Regions from separate parts of the Homo sapiens genome. Here region 1 is linked to region 2. Evidence: chromatin contacts called from ENCODE Hi-C or POLR2A ChIA-PET data. All regions are on one chromosome and are shown on one strand. Each heading gives the region's core, a stretch centred on a gene start or an enhancer-like site at or near the end of the contact. The rest is flanking DNA. Distances are from core to core; before and after follow the strand shown. Region 1 holds the start of IL2RA (interleukin 2 receptor subunit alpha). Region 2 has its middle 19 kb from the start of KLF6.

Evidence for each region. A loop is a pair of places that touch in the nucleus more often than their neighbours do. ChIA-PET counts read pairs that join two places held with the same protein, here RNA polymerase II (POLR2A). Pooled maps may share reads with other maps.
Region 1: a pooled map shows a loop between it and region 2 (5-fold over the local background). The contact joins the promoter of IL2RA here to the enhancer-like site in region 2. A Hi-C loop is called at or near these places in 1 of 37 single-sample maps with no recorded cell type and 8 of 50 pooled maps. POLR2A ChIA-PET finds 5 or more read pairs at or near these places in 1 of 52 experiments (activated CD4-positive, alpha-beta T cell).

The regions. Positions count from the first base shown.
Region 1 is chr10:6,060,604-6,064,086 of GRCh38, forward strand. It overlaps IL2RA (interleukin 2 receptor subunit alpha), which reads right to left and starts at 1,764. Exons shown (of 8, transcript NM_000417.3): 1 at 1,485-1,764. The coding sequence starts at 1,548. RefSeq lists an enhancer at 1,475-1,524 and a cis regulatory region at 1,517-2,147.
Region 2 is chr10:3,801,871-3,805,883 of GRCh38, forward strand. No RefSeq gene overlaps it. Among named protein-coding and RNA genes, the nearest start is that of KLF6, 19 kb to the left of the region's middle. RefSeq lists enhancers at 1,551-1,862, 1,959-2,270, 3,799-4,013 and a cis regulatory region at 1,630-1,797. Within about 2 kb of position 1,706, at least 10 of the 41 ENCODE cell types and tissues checked have a DNase peak (open chromatin) inside an H3K27ac peak, as active enhancers do.

The sequences.
Region 1 (3,483 bases), core at 514-3,013, 2.3 Mb after region 2:
AATTAGCTGGTCGTGGTGGTGCACGCACCTGTAAACCTAGCTACTCAGGAGTCTGAGGCACGAGAATTACTTGAGCCCATGAGGTGGAGGTTGCAGTGGACTGAGATCACGCCACTGCACTCCAGCCTGGGCAACAGAGTGAGACTCTGTCTCAAAAAGTAAAAAAAAAATAAATAAAAATGTAATAAGTAAATAAAATGCCCTCTTTAAAGACACTCCTACATCTGGGCCAGTACACAGCCCAGCATGACTGGGCACTTCCCCTAAACAAGCAAGCAGACTCCTGAAATGCATCATTATGTTTCATTTCTTAATAAATTCTTTCTACAGCCAGTTAGCATTCTACTTGTTGCCATTATAGACTTTCAAAAAACACTATAAACTTTCTTATCTGTCTTCCTGAGTAAGCAAAGGGAAGACATTATTAGAAAATTCACACTCAATTAGGAAGAGTGGTTTGAGGTAGAAGTTGGTGGTTTTTTATTTCTTTAAAAAAAAATATTGGCCAGGCACGGTGGTTCATGCCTGTAGTACCAGCAGTATGGGAGGCCAGGGTGAGTGGATCACTTGAGCCCAGGAGTTCAAGACCAGCTTGGGCAACATGGCAAAAACCCCATCTCTACAAAAAAATAAATTAACCAGGTGTGGTGGCGTATGCCTGTAGTCCCAGCTACTCAGGAGGCTGAGGTGGGAGGATCGCTAAGCCTGGGAGGCGAAGGTTGCAGTAAGCCAATATCGCGCCACTGCACTCCAGTCTGGCTGACAGAGACAGTGTCAAAAAAAAAAAATCTTCGAGAAAATCCATTTGAAACAAGGAATGAAATTTAAAATTTGCATATATAAACACGTATACATATACATATCATGTATATACATAGGATTATGAGAAGTAGTAATGTTCTAAAAGTGAGTATGCATATTTTTAAAAATTTCTGTAAAGTTGCACTTGTAAGGAAATTCCTAGGTGTTATTTCCTAAGACGTAAAAGCAGTGTATACATCCTTGAAGCTAAACTTTTCTGAGATCTTAAATTCTCCCAGTGTTTGATATATGAGTACTCATGTCTCCAGCAAATTAACCTGAACTTAAAGAGCTTCCTGATAGCTTCTTAGTTGGGGGGTGGGAGTGCAGAGAATAAAAGGAAATTCATTGAAGAATAAAAGATAATTTCTTGAGAAACCTGCTCATCGGGACCCTGTTAACATCCAAATATCCCAAATATCATGCCACACTATTCTTCCCAGAATTAATTGTCAAGGACTGAGAAGGACAGGAGAACCTAATGCTATTTCAGGCTCTCTTGACAGACCAAGGAACAGTGAGGCATAAACTGGGGTCCCCGTGGGTCACAGGCAAGAGGTGGAACCCAAGATTCAACTCCCTTCTTGGAACCATCTACCTGGGGACTCCCTCTGGTTCTGTGGCTGGGAAGAGGGATGCCCATCAGCCTTCCCGGAATTCCGGGGGCACCCACAGGCCCTTACCTGCCTGGCAGCCAGGCACCATGATGAACGTGAGCAGTCCCCACATCAGCAGGTATGAATCCATCTTCCTGACCCTTGGGACCAGCCGGGGCAGTGAAGCGGAGGTCTTTCTCTGCAGAAGGCCCAGTTGCCGTCAGCCTCTTTTTGGCATCGCGCCGGAGGATGTGGGATGGGAAGATCGGTCCGCCTGGGCTGTCACCCTTGTGGGTCCATCCAGTCTCTATCGGAGTCAGGAGTTGCTCTCTTTAAGTATTGGGCTGGCGTGTTCAGCCAGGAAACTGCCTAGCACTCTCTTCTCTCATCTCAAATATAGGAAGTGTTTTTTTTTTTTTTTTTTTTTGATGACAATATAGTTTGCGGTAATTTTTCAAACCAGGTTTTTTTTTTCAAGTTCAATTGCTGGAGGTGTGGGCTGGGGTTGATGAGAAGGATTGAACTTCATTTATGAATCCTTTCTTCAGCTACGCCCATAAAAGGAGAGGGAGATTCCCCTGCCGTTGAAGGTAGGGTGAGCAAGCACTTCTTGGCAGTGGTCTCACCCAGCACTTCATAAGCTGAGTCCTCCCCTCAGGGCTGTAACGTCCTCAGGAGTCAGCCGGGACCACCTGGGATGAAGGAGCAAAGTCCTGACAAGATTCTGGTCAGGCAGCCTCCAATATTCAAATAATGGAGAAGGATGCGGCGAACTGAAGGATCCTGAGAATTCATAAATAATTCCCCAAGGCTTATAACCTGTACTAGCCATCATCATTTCACCACAGTGCCCTGGGCTCCTGAAAGTGCATTGTCATTTTATAAGGTGTTTTGCTTCCAGATTTCTTTCTCTTAAAGGATCATGCAAAAAGTGGGCTTTGGTTTTAAACTTTGGATTATTTTGTAAAATTCAGTCTTGCTTATTTATTGATCAGAGCTCTCTTCTGATTATTATGAAATGGTTGAGTGTGTTTTGCTCCCTGGAAATTTGTCTAAGACTTAAAGCCATTGCATAGTTAGAGCAAAACACAATTTTTTAAATACTAGAAAGCAAGCAAAGATATTAACAAAAAGAAAACCCTCCGGGCAAGCCAAGGAATTCAGGGTTCCAAAACACATCACGTTGACTGGGCCTGGTGGCTCATGCCTGTAATCCGAGCACTTTGGTAGACCAAGGTGGGTGGATCACCTGAGGTCAGGAGTTTGAGACCAGCCTGGATGACATGGTGAAACCACCGTCTCTACTAAAAAAAAAAAAAAAAAAAAAAAAAAAAAAAAATTAGCCAGGCGCAGTGGCACACGCCTGTAATTCCAGCACTTTGGGAGGCTGAGGCAGGCAGATCACCTGAGGTCGGGAGTTTGAGACCAGTCTGGCCAACATGGTAAAACCCCATTTCTACTAAAAATACAAAAATTAGCCAGGCGTAGTGGCGGGCGCCTGTAATCCCAGTTACTCAGGAGGCTGAGACAAGAGAATAGCTGGAACCGAGGAGGTGCAGGCTGCAGTGAGCTGAGATTGCGCCACTGCACTCCAGCCTGGGCGACAGAGTGAGACTTCCATCTCAAAAAACTTGTCAAAATATGACAAGATTCTCTTAAATTCCACAGCAGGTATAACTTCCTCTCTAGGAACGTTTCTCACTCTGCGGGCAAGTGCTCCAGTAGAAACTCCTAGTACTCCCACCAAAGTCACGCTCCTTTCTTCTTGGGCATGGGAGTAGAATGCACTTGCTGCCTCTCCTGGAAAATAGCTTATGCTTTAAGTAGTTAATGTGGATTGTCATTATAAAATATTTAAATTTATGTTAATGTCTTTTTTTTTTTTTTTTTGGAGCGCAATGGCACAATCTTGGCTCACTGCAACCTCTGCCTCCCAGGTTCAAGTGATTCTCCTGCGTCAGCCTCCTGAGTAGCTAGGATTACAGGCACGCGTCACCACATCCAGCTAGTTTTTGTATTTTTAGTAGAGACGGAGTTTCACCATGTTGGTCAGGCTGGTCTCGAACTCCTGACCTTAGGCGATTCA
Region 2 (4,013 bases), core at 456-2,955:
CCCGAGGGCAGACATGTTCCCCAACTCTTAATTTCTTCTAGAGACGTGCCGACCTGGCAGGATTGGTTTAGGATTAAGGGAAATGATGCACGCTCAGCACATCATAGAAGCTCTAGTAAATGTAAATGCTCTTTTCTGTTGTTTTTTCACATCATGGTGACAAATGGCTCCTCTGGAAGGTCCTGCAGATGTGAAACTGGGTGGTGGTGTCACCTGCTGACAGCGGTGGGTTTTTCTTCCCTTGGGTGCCATGAGGGTGAAGAGCTGGGGCGAATACTTGGAGGACGGGCACTTGGTTTGGTTCTGTTTTCTACATGTCCATCTCTACTGGGTTATCCATCCACCGGGTCACATATTGTCCTTGAGTTGCCCACAAGTCCTGGGGATCTACCAAAATGTCCCTCTCAACAGCGGTGACTTCCTGGTCTTGGGTGGGGGACAGTGAGCTGGATTGTGTCCCCGAAGTTCCGCTCAACCCCTCCTTTTGACTCGGCACTTGTTCTTCCCACCTGGTCTCAAACATAGACTATCTTCACAGACTTCTCGGCTTGGTTCCCCCTCCCCTAGAAAACGTCTTGGTTGGGAGTGGAGACACATACTCACACAGACCCACAACAGACACAACACACACAAACACACAGAGACACACACAGACACATACACACCCTGACACACACAGAGGCACACATATACATGTTCACACACATACACAGACACACACAAACTTAGAGACACACAGACACATACACACACTAACACATACACAGAGAGGCACACATACACACGTTCATACACATACATAGGCACGACACACACAACAGACACAACACACACATCATACACAGACTTACACAGAGACACACAGACACATACACACACTGACACATACACACGGGCACACACATATATATTCACACACATACACAGACACAACACACACAAAAGACACAACACACACAAACTTACCCACACAGAGACACACAGACACATACACACACTAACACATACACACAGAGGCACACATACACATGTTCGCACATATACATAGACACACACAGACACACACATTCACACACAGAGACACACACAAACACTAATATATACAGACACACAGAGACACACACACACAGACACAAACACACACAGACACAGACACACAGGCACAAACACAAGCACACTCGTTCATACCCAAGAGGGTCTCGTGGCTACTGTGGCCACTAGTTCATGAGATGCTGGAGTTTGTCAGCTGGCTGAAGGCAAATTATACCCTGCATGAGTTATCAGGTTGATAATTGCCATTACTTTTAACGCAAAAACCTCAAATACTTTTGCGCCAACCTAAAAGCTTTAGATTTATTTTCAAATAAAGTATTGTTGTGATTAACAGATTAATAAAAACATGCCAGGTCTTAGTTTTAATGATTAACTTTGGGGACTGAGTAGACAGTAAACATTTGGCTAGAATTTCCTGTCCTCAGATACCGTGCGATTGAAAGAAAATCCGCTTGGTGATGTGCTATTTATAACACTATTTTAAAAGGTTATCTTGTTCAAATGCAGCATGTGCTTAGGAGTTAAATCCCAGAACTGCCTGACCAAGAAAAAAAAAAAAGGTGCTTTAAAGTAGCATGTTGTCATAGTAGTGTGAAAATGTGAAGGTGCGACTGGCCGTATGTGAAATGAACGCATTCCCACAGTGACTCCAGCCTCTGGTGAGAAATCCCGAGTCACTCTCATGAGTCGAGAAGCCCTCACCAGATGGCAGGGCAGAGAGTTGCTTCCTCAGTGCTTTCAGGTAAAATCTTACATGACAGAGCACAAGAAAACACGTTACTCTAAAAAGCAAATTGACGGAATCTGTCATTAAAAAAAAACTAAAATTATACAAGACTCTTCATGTCTCAAGGAAAATAATGGAGAAGAAATGTCAGGCGCTGTGGTTTTTCTGAATAGATTTGAGCACATATGCACCACAAGCCATTTTTTAGGAAAGTCAACTTTTCACACATTTACAGAAATAATTTGCTTCAGATCTGCAAAGAAGGCTTGAAGCCACATGTGTTTTCTAAACTGCCAATCCACGATAATGTCTGGAGTATCTTTTTTTTTTTTTTAAATACCTAAATTAGATCTATGCAGAGTGTGGAAACAGCAGATAACTAGCAATACAGAGTTAGTAGAGGAAAAAAAAGGAACTTTCTTGAAGCGTCTCCCCTCCCCCAGACAAAGTAAAATGACTGTATTGTGCTGTTATCGACAGAGTTGCACGCAGCAAATGCTCGAATCATTTCAGAGATAATGAGACATTATGTTTCTTAGTTCACTATTTAAAAATATAAAACCAACAATTACAGATGGAAACTATTCATTCTGAGATTTATGGAGGGAAAAGCAGAAAAACAAAAAAAAAGTCCATGTCTTTCTAATGGCTGCGTATACTGCAGATAATTGAGCCACAGAAAGGGAGTTGTGTTTACAGAGAGAAGCCAGCGGGCAAGGAAGATGTGCTGTGGGTTTGGGCCTGGTTCTGACACAGTCTCAGCCTCAGGGAGGCCTCTGTGGCTTCTGTGCGTAGAGGCCACAGCCATCACCTCCCTGGGTCTCTGATCTTTCGTGGTCTTGCAATAGTTTCCAGCAGTGGGAGACCCCGTTACAAAATAAACGGTACCTCAGGCAGAGACTGATCTCACTAGGGAAGCCCATGATTGCAAGAAATGTCACACGTCTAACTACGGAGACAGGAAAGCCTTGCTATTTGAATCATTGAAGTCTGGGTGGGTGTACTAGTGAATATCTCATCATAGAATTTAAATGATCTTTCTCTATGTATTTTCAGCACTGTTCAGCAGCACAGGCATTGTTCTGGAGTAGCCCGTGAACTGTAAACAGATTCTCAGTATGCAGCAGGCAAATCGCCTTGGGTGGATACCTGAAACTTTAAGTGTTTTAAGCACTTGTCCTGAGATACATTTTTTAGATTATCAATTTGCACTGTGTAGATGTCAAAGCTTAATAGACAAAGACAAACTTCAGCCCAGCCCTGGTCATAATGAACAAAATTTCTGAAGTTAATAAAATCCTTAAAAAGTACATTATAATGTGTTTAAAAAAATCCATTTTTAGTTAATAGCAGTAATGCTACTATTCAGTGTTATAAACGGTTTTACAACCAGATTCAAACACTAGAATCTATGCCCTTCAAAAACATTAAACATGTATTTACTTTCATTGAAAAATACTCATTTGATTTTATTATATTTGTGAAAACATATTTTGCAGTATTTAAATATTGGCGTATTAACTGATAAATTATCTCCTGGTTCCTAGAAAACGTTCATTAAGATCTCAAAGGCTTTATCTGTATTTTACATGTTTCTCTGAAGAAAATGTATTATTTAGAAAACAAACAGTGTTGCCATGTGATAGGTTTTTTTTCAAATGAGACAACACAACGGAATAAAATATATGATCTGTAGCTGCTGAGGCTGAGTCAGTTCCTGTTTCAATAACAAGAGTGTCATCTGCTAAACTCTAACCAGCACAATTTGTCACCGTGGATGTGGCTTTATTTGTACATGTTGCCAGAAAGTTCTTAGGGAAAATTCACTCATAGTTTTCATACCAAAAAAGAAACTTTTGGTGAGCAGTTCTGGCTCCGGCTGTGGCCTTGTTTATTATTTATGCTGTAACCAATGCTTCCCTAATGGAAGGGTAATGCTTGCCTAGCTACATAAAATAATGCCTCAGTTTTCTCTGGGGAATTAATAATTTGCTCATGTCACCCCAAAGCTCTCACACGCTTGTGCGGTAGTTTTCCAAACAGTGAGCAGTGCGCCCCAATGGCATGGCAGAGAGAATTCCCAAGCTGAGAATCAGAAGACCTGCAGTTTTGTCTGGCTTTGCTAAGTGACTTTTGGATCTTGGACTTCTGTTTTCACATCTACAGAATTATGCCATTGAATAACATGTTCTCTATGCTTTCTTCTAGCGAAAAACTCTCTTAATTCTTTTTC